3 separate regions of the Mus musculus genome follow, and regions 2 and 3 are each linked to region 1. Evidence: chromatin loops called from intact Hi-C (ENCODE). Cell type or tissue: heart. All regions are shown on one strand. Region 1 holds the start of Tjp1 (tight junction protein 1). Region 2 has its middle 50 kb from the start of Tjp1. Region 3 has its middle 85 kb from the start of Tjp1.

Region 1 (2,500 bases):
CTGATTCTAGTTTTTGGACCCAGTCTTTCTTTTAGATCTCTTATCAATGTTTGCTCAAAAAAAAAGATACAAACTAAATTACTCCTACAGGAGCAATACTCTATTCCTTAAAACAATCTATACTAAACCTTGTATCTGCCAAAGAAACAAGGTCCTGTCAAGAATTCAGAAATTTCCATCTATTCTCAAAGGTTATGATTAAGTATTTCAAATAGAAAACTACATAAAATCACCACCTGTTTAAGCTGTTTGAATAACGGATTGATTTTTCTCACACTGTATGTCTGTCATTGAAAAAGCAAGCACTTTAGGATTTTTTTTTAATTAAAACGTACAAAAGAAGGATTCTACTTCATCTTTAAGAATTTTAGCCTAATGTAATAATAATATAACACACTGTCAAGAAGCACACTTCAAAGCACACAGGAAAATAGGCAAGTTGTTTTGTGCAGAATTCACCGGGCTCTTTTGGTTTGCACCCATCTTACTGTCCATGTGTAGGGACACTTTGTGCTACTTCTGAAAGTTGAAATTAAAGTGCTTAAAAACTTTCCTCCTTCTGTGGCCTCACATAAATAATAAACCTCAAAATAAACCATAGCTACTCTAGAGCTGAGTGTTTTGCTGTCTCCAAGCTTTATCGCTGCCATTGCGCATACCGCAGCGGGTGACATCAGATCGAAACTATAGGGTTTCGTCGGGTACCAACCACTCCTCCAGAGCCAGCCCCGCGGCTACCCACCCACCCTCCTGCTGCAGCTGACACCCCCGGGTCTCCGCAGACACGCTCCCGGGACCTGAGAATCCTCACCCGGGGCGACTTTCCAGGCGCGGGACCTGTTGCACGTCGCCTCCCAGCGCGAGCCGGAGCCAGGCACCGGCAGCCGTGCACCTGCCCGGGCGGCAGGCGCACCCCCAGCCCGCCCTCCCGCCTTCCCTCACCGCCCCGCCGCGGTCGCCCCCGGCTGCCGCCGCGGGGAGGGCGGGGCGAGGCTCCCCCGCCGCCCCCCGCCGCCCAGCCCGCCGCCCGGCTGGCCGAGAGGTTCTCACCTTAGCGGCCGCGGCCCTGGCGGACATCTTGTCTCTCTCCGCGCCGCGCGAAGCTCCTCGGACCCGAAACTCCGCGCCGCCGGCCCGCCCGCTCCTCACGCCACCGTCCGCATAAACATCTCCCGGGGACGAGCGGGGCAGGGGCGGGGGAGGCCGGAAAGGCCCGGCCCACGGGGAGGGGATTCAAGTGGGACAAAAGTCCGGGAAGCGTCCGCCCCGCCCGGGCTTCTCCGCGGGGCACACCCGGCCGCCTGCTCGGCCTCCGCCGCCCTCCGCCGGCTCGCCGCTCCGCAGTACCCGGGCCTCCGGCTGTCCCCTACACCCTCGGGCGTCTCCTCCAAAGCCTGCTCCCGCACGTAACTTCCCCGGAACGCGCGGCCGCCGAGAGACGTGCCGTCGGCGGGCAGAGCCGTCGCGGGCAACTCAGGCGGCCACGCAAAACCTGCCGGACCGGGCCACTGAGCATGCCCAGCCGGCGGGGGCGGGGCCTCCGCGAGGGGCGGGGCCAGGCCGGGTCCGACCCCCGCGCGGAAGGAAAAGCTCGGCTACCCAAGTTACTTGCTAGGCGGTTTCCGCTGCCGCGCGATCCATCCTGTTTGTTTTTATCACAGATCCGGCAGAATTCGATTCACCCCCACCCCCGAGAACCCCAAACTCCTGTGTACTAAAGCTTTTTGACTCCCTACACAGACTTGTCTACTTTCTCCTCAACCAGCAACCCCAGATGGGCCCCACGCAGGAGTGTGACAATTAAGGTCGGCCTGGCCAATACCCAACTGTGGTTTCTTTAGCCTCGCAAGTAACAATGGTCACAACTGTCACCATGTGTCTCGGCACTGTTACCCCATTGGAGATATGTTTTTGTTTAAAGCACAACAGAAGCGTTCTAGAAGGCTCAGGACAAACCGACTGCCTTAAATAAACCAGGTACAAATCTGGACACTGAGATAATCCCAGCCCCCTTCTCCCGCCTCGCTAGACAGGGATCTCAATAGAATATTTTAGGCTATCAAGATTGCTGAAATTCTTGGCCCCTGAAGAGACAGAGCAGGCTGCCTGCCTTTCTAAACCAGAAAAGGATGTAAGGACACGCGGAATTCAACAAGTTCAATAGGCCACTGTGCAAACTTAGGCCAACTGTCTTGCTGAACCAAAAAAAAAAAAAAAAAAAAATTAGGTAGAAAACTATTTCGAGCTTCATTAATTTACATTCTGTATACTGCAAAGCTCTTAAGGAATATTAGAAAAATTTAGTAACATTAGATAACATCCTAAAGTACCTAGCATAGTGCTACAGTAGCCATACAAGGAAGAGGGAGACAGAAGCATCGGCTTTTAGACTATTGTTGTCTTTTGAGAATTCAACTATATGACCAATTTAAACCTAATTCTAACTTGGAAATATCCATACATGAAATGTAAACATCAATTAAGGTTTCAAAGTCAAGTA
Region 2 (2,500 bases), 51 kb after region 1:
TGGGACTAAAGCCACACCGGGGCCACAGAGATCCATAGCAGCAATAGTGACACACACATGCTCCAGCAGAAAGCCACCTTTGGGATTCCACGCCAAGTTTGAAATTCGGCTCTGGGAACAAAGGGGAGTTGGGAGAGGAAAACTGGCCAGGAGCGTGTTCTGGCTCAGCAGACATACACCTAGGGCTTGCTGTGGGGGAAGGGCAAGCTCTGCCCAAAGAGCACTGGAGCTTAGAGAGCTTGGAGTAACTCTAAGCACTTCATTTGATGTCTAACTGGCAAATATGTTTCTTATTAAATAGCCCAACTCATTATTCCGTGCCACATATACTGAATGCTTGCTAGAAATCCCGAGTGTTTTTCAGGTTAAAAAAAAAAAGTTGCCCCAAATATAAAGGCTCTTTAGGACAGTTCTTTCAGGCAATCCTTAACCCAGGTGCTGAACACATATGACAAGAAAAGACAGATGCCTTTGTTCCTGGGACCTGAGTGTGGAAGCTGTATCTCTCAAGGGCACTGTTCCTTGTGATGACTCTGTTTCCTTTGTGAACAAAATGAGAGAAGGAGCCAGCTACACCTTTAATCCCAGCACGCAGGAGGCAGAGGCATGTGGATCTCTAAGTTCAAGGCCTACAGATGGAGTTCCAGGACATCCAGGACTACACAGAGAAACCCTGTCTTGAAAAAAAAAAAAAAAAAAAAAAACAGACAGACAAATAAAAACAAAAAAGAAAACACAGGGACAGAAAGAAAAGCCATCCCCTTCTCCTCCACCTCTTGTGTTCTCAAATGTGCCATCCCACGAAGTTTCTCTGTTGCACAACATAGTTTTTCTGGATAAGACAATATTTACTCCATGTTCTTTGAATGGTGGTAACTACCACAATAAATAATGCTAAAAGAAGTGTGGTCACACTAACAAAGACAGGGTCTGATCTAGGCAACATGGGAGTTGAACCATGGTTTCTCTCCTTCCTTCCTTTCTTCCTTCCTTCCTTCCTCCCTCCCTCCCTCCCTCCCTCCCTCCCTCCCTCCCTCCCTTCCTTCCTCCTGAGGAGGAGGAGGCATTGGGTATAGAAGGGACCCCAGGGTAACAATGAGGGAGCGTGTGAGGGACGAGTCTGCACCTCACAGCACAGCCCCTGCCGTGGACTGTCAGAGTCAGTCACCAGGATTACAGGGACCTCGGTCCCCACAGCGGAGAGGGGGAGGGGTAGGGATGGCAAAAGCAGCACATTGCTGTTTCAGGATGTGACTGAGACTGGCATCGTCCACCACGTGACCAGCCTCCCCAGTACAGGAGACAGAGACAATGCCCTGGGTTGAAAGAGGAAGCCATCCATTGTGAACTAGAAGAAACCTCAGCAAGTTGTTTGTGTTCCTGTGTTCTGCGAGCTGACTACGGGGTCCTGCAGTGAGCACAGTGGCTTAGTCCATTCACGTGAATTTCTGGGTAAAAGTGAGTGGCCAAAACCAGATTTTAAATAAAGCTATTTTTTTTTTAACTTTCGGTTCTCAGCTTGACTGTGAGCTTTTAAGACAAAAAAATGTCTAATGCCTCCCCCCACCCCCCAAGAAACAGAAAATGGCTTTTAAGCAGAACTCTTTTTTTTTTTTTTTTTTTTTTTTTTTTTGAGACAGGGTTTCTCTGTGTAGCCCTGTCCTGGAACTCACTCTGTAGACCAGGCTAGCCTCGAACTCAGAAATCCACCTGCCTCTGCCTCCCAAGTGCTGGGATTAAAGGTATGCGCCACCACGCCCGGCTCACTTTTCTTTTTTTAATTTTTGAAATTGTGTATGCATGGATGTTTGCTTGCATGTATGTCTGTGGGCCACACTTGTGTAGGGCTGGCGTCCCAATCCCAGACTATTGGGAGCCTTCTTTTGTGTGCTGGGAATTGAACCCAGGTTCTCTCTAAGAGACCAGCCAGTGCTCTGAGCAGCTGAGCCATCTCTCTAGCCCACCCGTAGCAGTCCCCATCGTTGGACAGCTTTCCTGCTTCCAATGAAAATCGGCAAAGGTCAAGCTGAAAGAATTGCTAATTAAATCTGAATAAAAATTTACATACATAAATTTACATACATCAGCAAAGGGGTAAATATAGAAGTACTAGAAGAAGCAGTACCCATGGTCATGCTCTTTTCAAAGGTTTTTATTCTCCTTGGAGAGTAACCTGGAGTAAGTGAAAGCTGACTGATGAAAGGGTGAAGCTTAGGACAGGGGAGGGTTTTTAATCTCAAATGGAGCACCAGTCTTATCTGAAGTGCAGACCCACACCCAGCCAGTTCCTGTAAGGAATGCTAAACCTAAGTCTGGCTACTCACGGGGACTCTCAGCAAAACCTTCCACTCCTGTCCCTTAAGTGTAGCCCTGACAAGCACCAGAACCATCCACAGTCTTTGGCAAGCCTTTGGTTGACTTTCTAGCCAAAGCCCAAGAGCCTTCTGCCTGTTGGCCTGTTTGGTTGTTGGATGCTGGGCACCAAACCTGTGGCCTAAAA
Region 3 (2,500 bases), 85 kb after region 1:
AAACACTCCCACAAATGAAAATAAAAGAAATCTAAAACAAAAAAGAAATTTATTTTAAAGATGGCATGCAGGCTGGTGAGATGGCTCAGTGGGTAAGAGCACCCGACTGCTCTTCTGAAGGTCCAGAGTTCAAATCCCAGCAACCACATGGTGGCTCACAACCATCTGTAATGAGATCTGACTCCTCTTCTGGTGTGTCTGAAGACAGCTACAGTGTACTTACATATAATAATAAATAAATCTTAAAAAAAATATTTAAAGATGGCATGCCTGAACCTGAGGCAATTTCAGACAGAGGAGACTGTCAACGTGGACAATATTTAATTTTCCGTTCTTCAAAACACTTTGGGCTGGCCCTCTTCAGGCCTGCTCTCTTTCCCCCTCCAAAATCTCCATTCCTGTGTCTCCATGTTCCTGTCTAAAGGCCTGAAGGGGACGGGAAGATGGTTCAGCCAGTAAACTGCTGGCTGCACAGGCATAGGACCTGACTTTGGATCCTTATCACCCACATAAAAGCCAGGTGTAGGTGTGTGATTCCAGCTCCAGGATGCAAAGACAGGAAACTCCCTGGATTGTGTTTGTGACTCAGCTTATGTGAATCAGTGAGTTCAAGGTTCAGGGAGAGAGACTGTCTCAAAACATAAGGTTGTAAGCTATTGAAGAGGACACTCAACATTGACCTCTGGTCCAGACACACATGCACATGGAAGCGTGTGAGCGAGTGTTCTCTCTCTCTCTCTCTCTCTCTCTCTCTCTCTCTCTCTCTCACACACACACACACACACACACACACACACACACACACAGCTCTGAAGGGAGTGCTCTGCTCATTCAAGGTCATGCTCTGCACTGGCGAGTGGAACCTGCAGAAGAGAACTCATGTCCCCGGGGATACGCAGTATTGCTTACCCTCCCAAGGGCTCCACATGGAACCTGGCCGTCCATTAAGTTATAGGAGGCAAAAGTATTCTTTTCAGTATTCTTTAAGTCTTCATTGCTAGTAGCAATCAGAACTTTCCAGAACGATCCAGATATACACGCCACAACTGCACTGAGATCAGAGAGACTCTAATGAAAGGCAATGGGATATTTGTTTATTTCCACAAGGGGAAAAAAAAAAAACCCACTGGAGAAAACGCCTTATCTGGAAAGGCCATTTGAACTTTCACTTATCTCCCTAGATCTAAATTGACATCTAATACCCATTTTCCTTGCTAAACAATGGCAGGGAGCAAGGCCGTTTCTTATGCTAAGAAATGTTATGGAACCCAAGAAGAAACAACTGCAGTACTTATTTTCTGTGTCCACACACTTTCTTCTTTAACATCAAAGTCTGTTTGTATTTTTAAACACTTAAGTGGAAAGAATGACTTGACTGTTCCCTCGACCCAAGTTCATTGCTACAATACCTGAATCTCTGCCAAAGTGTTTGGCCTATCCCTAGGAAGTCCAGAACACAGGCTTGTTCTGAAGGCTCTCACCACTCCCTCAACCCTTCTACTTTTAAAATGTTTTCTTTCTTTCTTCTTCCTTTCTTTCTTCCTTTTCTTTCTTTTTCTTTTTAAATGAAGAGTGTTTAAAATGTATCAAATACATTTTAGCTAAACCAAGCAGTTGAGACTAAGCTTACCACTTCAAAGTGGATGATTCTAGAAGAAATATCTATCCTTCCTGCTCAGAAAAACGTAGCTCTCACCCCTCATCAAAGAAACTTCTTTTTGCTGCAGATGGAAACCATCACAGAAATCCACCAGTGGTCAAAATGTAGAAAGCAACTGACTGTGGACTTCCCGTGCCCAGGTTCCCATTTCACAAAACCCTACATCTAAGGCTCAGGGAACATCACTCAAGAGGAGGTGGGGGGATTCCAAGAGTCAGAGTACGGGAACATGTGCATCCATCGAGATGGTGTCTTCAATATACAACCATGAAGCTTTAACATCATGGTCCCCAAAATGAAACGTACCAATGACAACAGTAGTTGGTGTGCCCATGTTCATGTCTCATAAGGCCCAGCAACTGAGTGAAGAGCTAAAGACAATGGCTACTAAGAAAGAGAGAGAATCAGTCTTGTCTAAAGCGATTCTAAATCCCATCAAGCTGACCAAGATTAACTATCGCTCCCCAGCTCACACCTGGAATGAAAGATGTACCTGAGATTAATTTATGTAGTTACTGACACACATAGTGACTAACATCACCCTCTTTTCAACAATTTTTAGTAGACTCATCACTCCCTCTTCTTCAGAAAACACATCGTCAGCAAAAGGTGAAGCCAAGCATCGGGCATAAATCCTTTAGCTAGCACCAGTTACATGCAGTGAGGGTAGGAGACTGCTGAGCTATGAGCTATGAGCCCTCAAGAGACCAGAAAGCACACTCTAATGAGGTGCTACGCCTGATAGAACAGGGTAACTTTGTTCTGGTCACTGGCTGTTGCTTTCACAAGGTCTTGAAAAGAATGGAGATCGATAAAGAAATGGTGAAGCTCAAGCTACGT

What was found. Hi-C counts contacts between places; a loop is a spot of excess contacts. Peaks named below come from ENCODE experiments on the same cell type or tissue, not always from the same donor. Only the 100,000 strongest peaks of a DNase experiment are listed, where the experiment ranks them.
Region 2: a loop joins it to region 1, with 2.5 times the contacts of the local background. A loop is called at or near these places in 12 of 42 quality-filtered maps.
Region 3: a loop joins it to region 1, with 2.4 times the contacts of the local background. A loop is called at or near these places in 5 of 42 quality-filtered maps.

The regions. Positions count from the first base shown.
Region 1 is chr7:65,369,760-65,372,259 of GRCm38, forward strand. It overlaps Tjp1 (tight junction protein 1), which reads right to left and starts at 1,485. Exons shown (of 27, transcript NM_001163574.1): 1 at 1,051-1,485. The coding sequence starts at 1,077. In heart, no CTCF peak of the experiment used is centred here; DNase peaks (open chromatin) are centred at 1,252 and 1,532; H3K4me3 peaks cover 2,175 bases; H3K27ac peaks cover 2,177 bases.
Region 2 is chr7:65,420,385-65,422,884 of GRCm38, forward strand. It overlaps a transcript of Tjp1 not described here. Among named protein-coding and RNA genes, the nearest start is that of Tjp1, 50 kb to the left of the region's middle. In heart, no CTCF peak of the experiment used is centred here; a DNase peak (open chromatin) is centred at 1,287; H3K4me3 peaks cover 487 bases; H3K27ac peaks cover 2,152 bases.
Region 3 is chr7:65,454,830-65,457,329 of GRCm38, forward strand. It overlaps a transcript of Tjp1 not described here. Among named protein-coding and RNA genes, the nearest start is that of Tjp1, 85 kb to the left of the region's middle. In heart, a CTCF peak has its summit at 1,129; no DNase peak of the experiment used is centred here.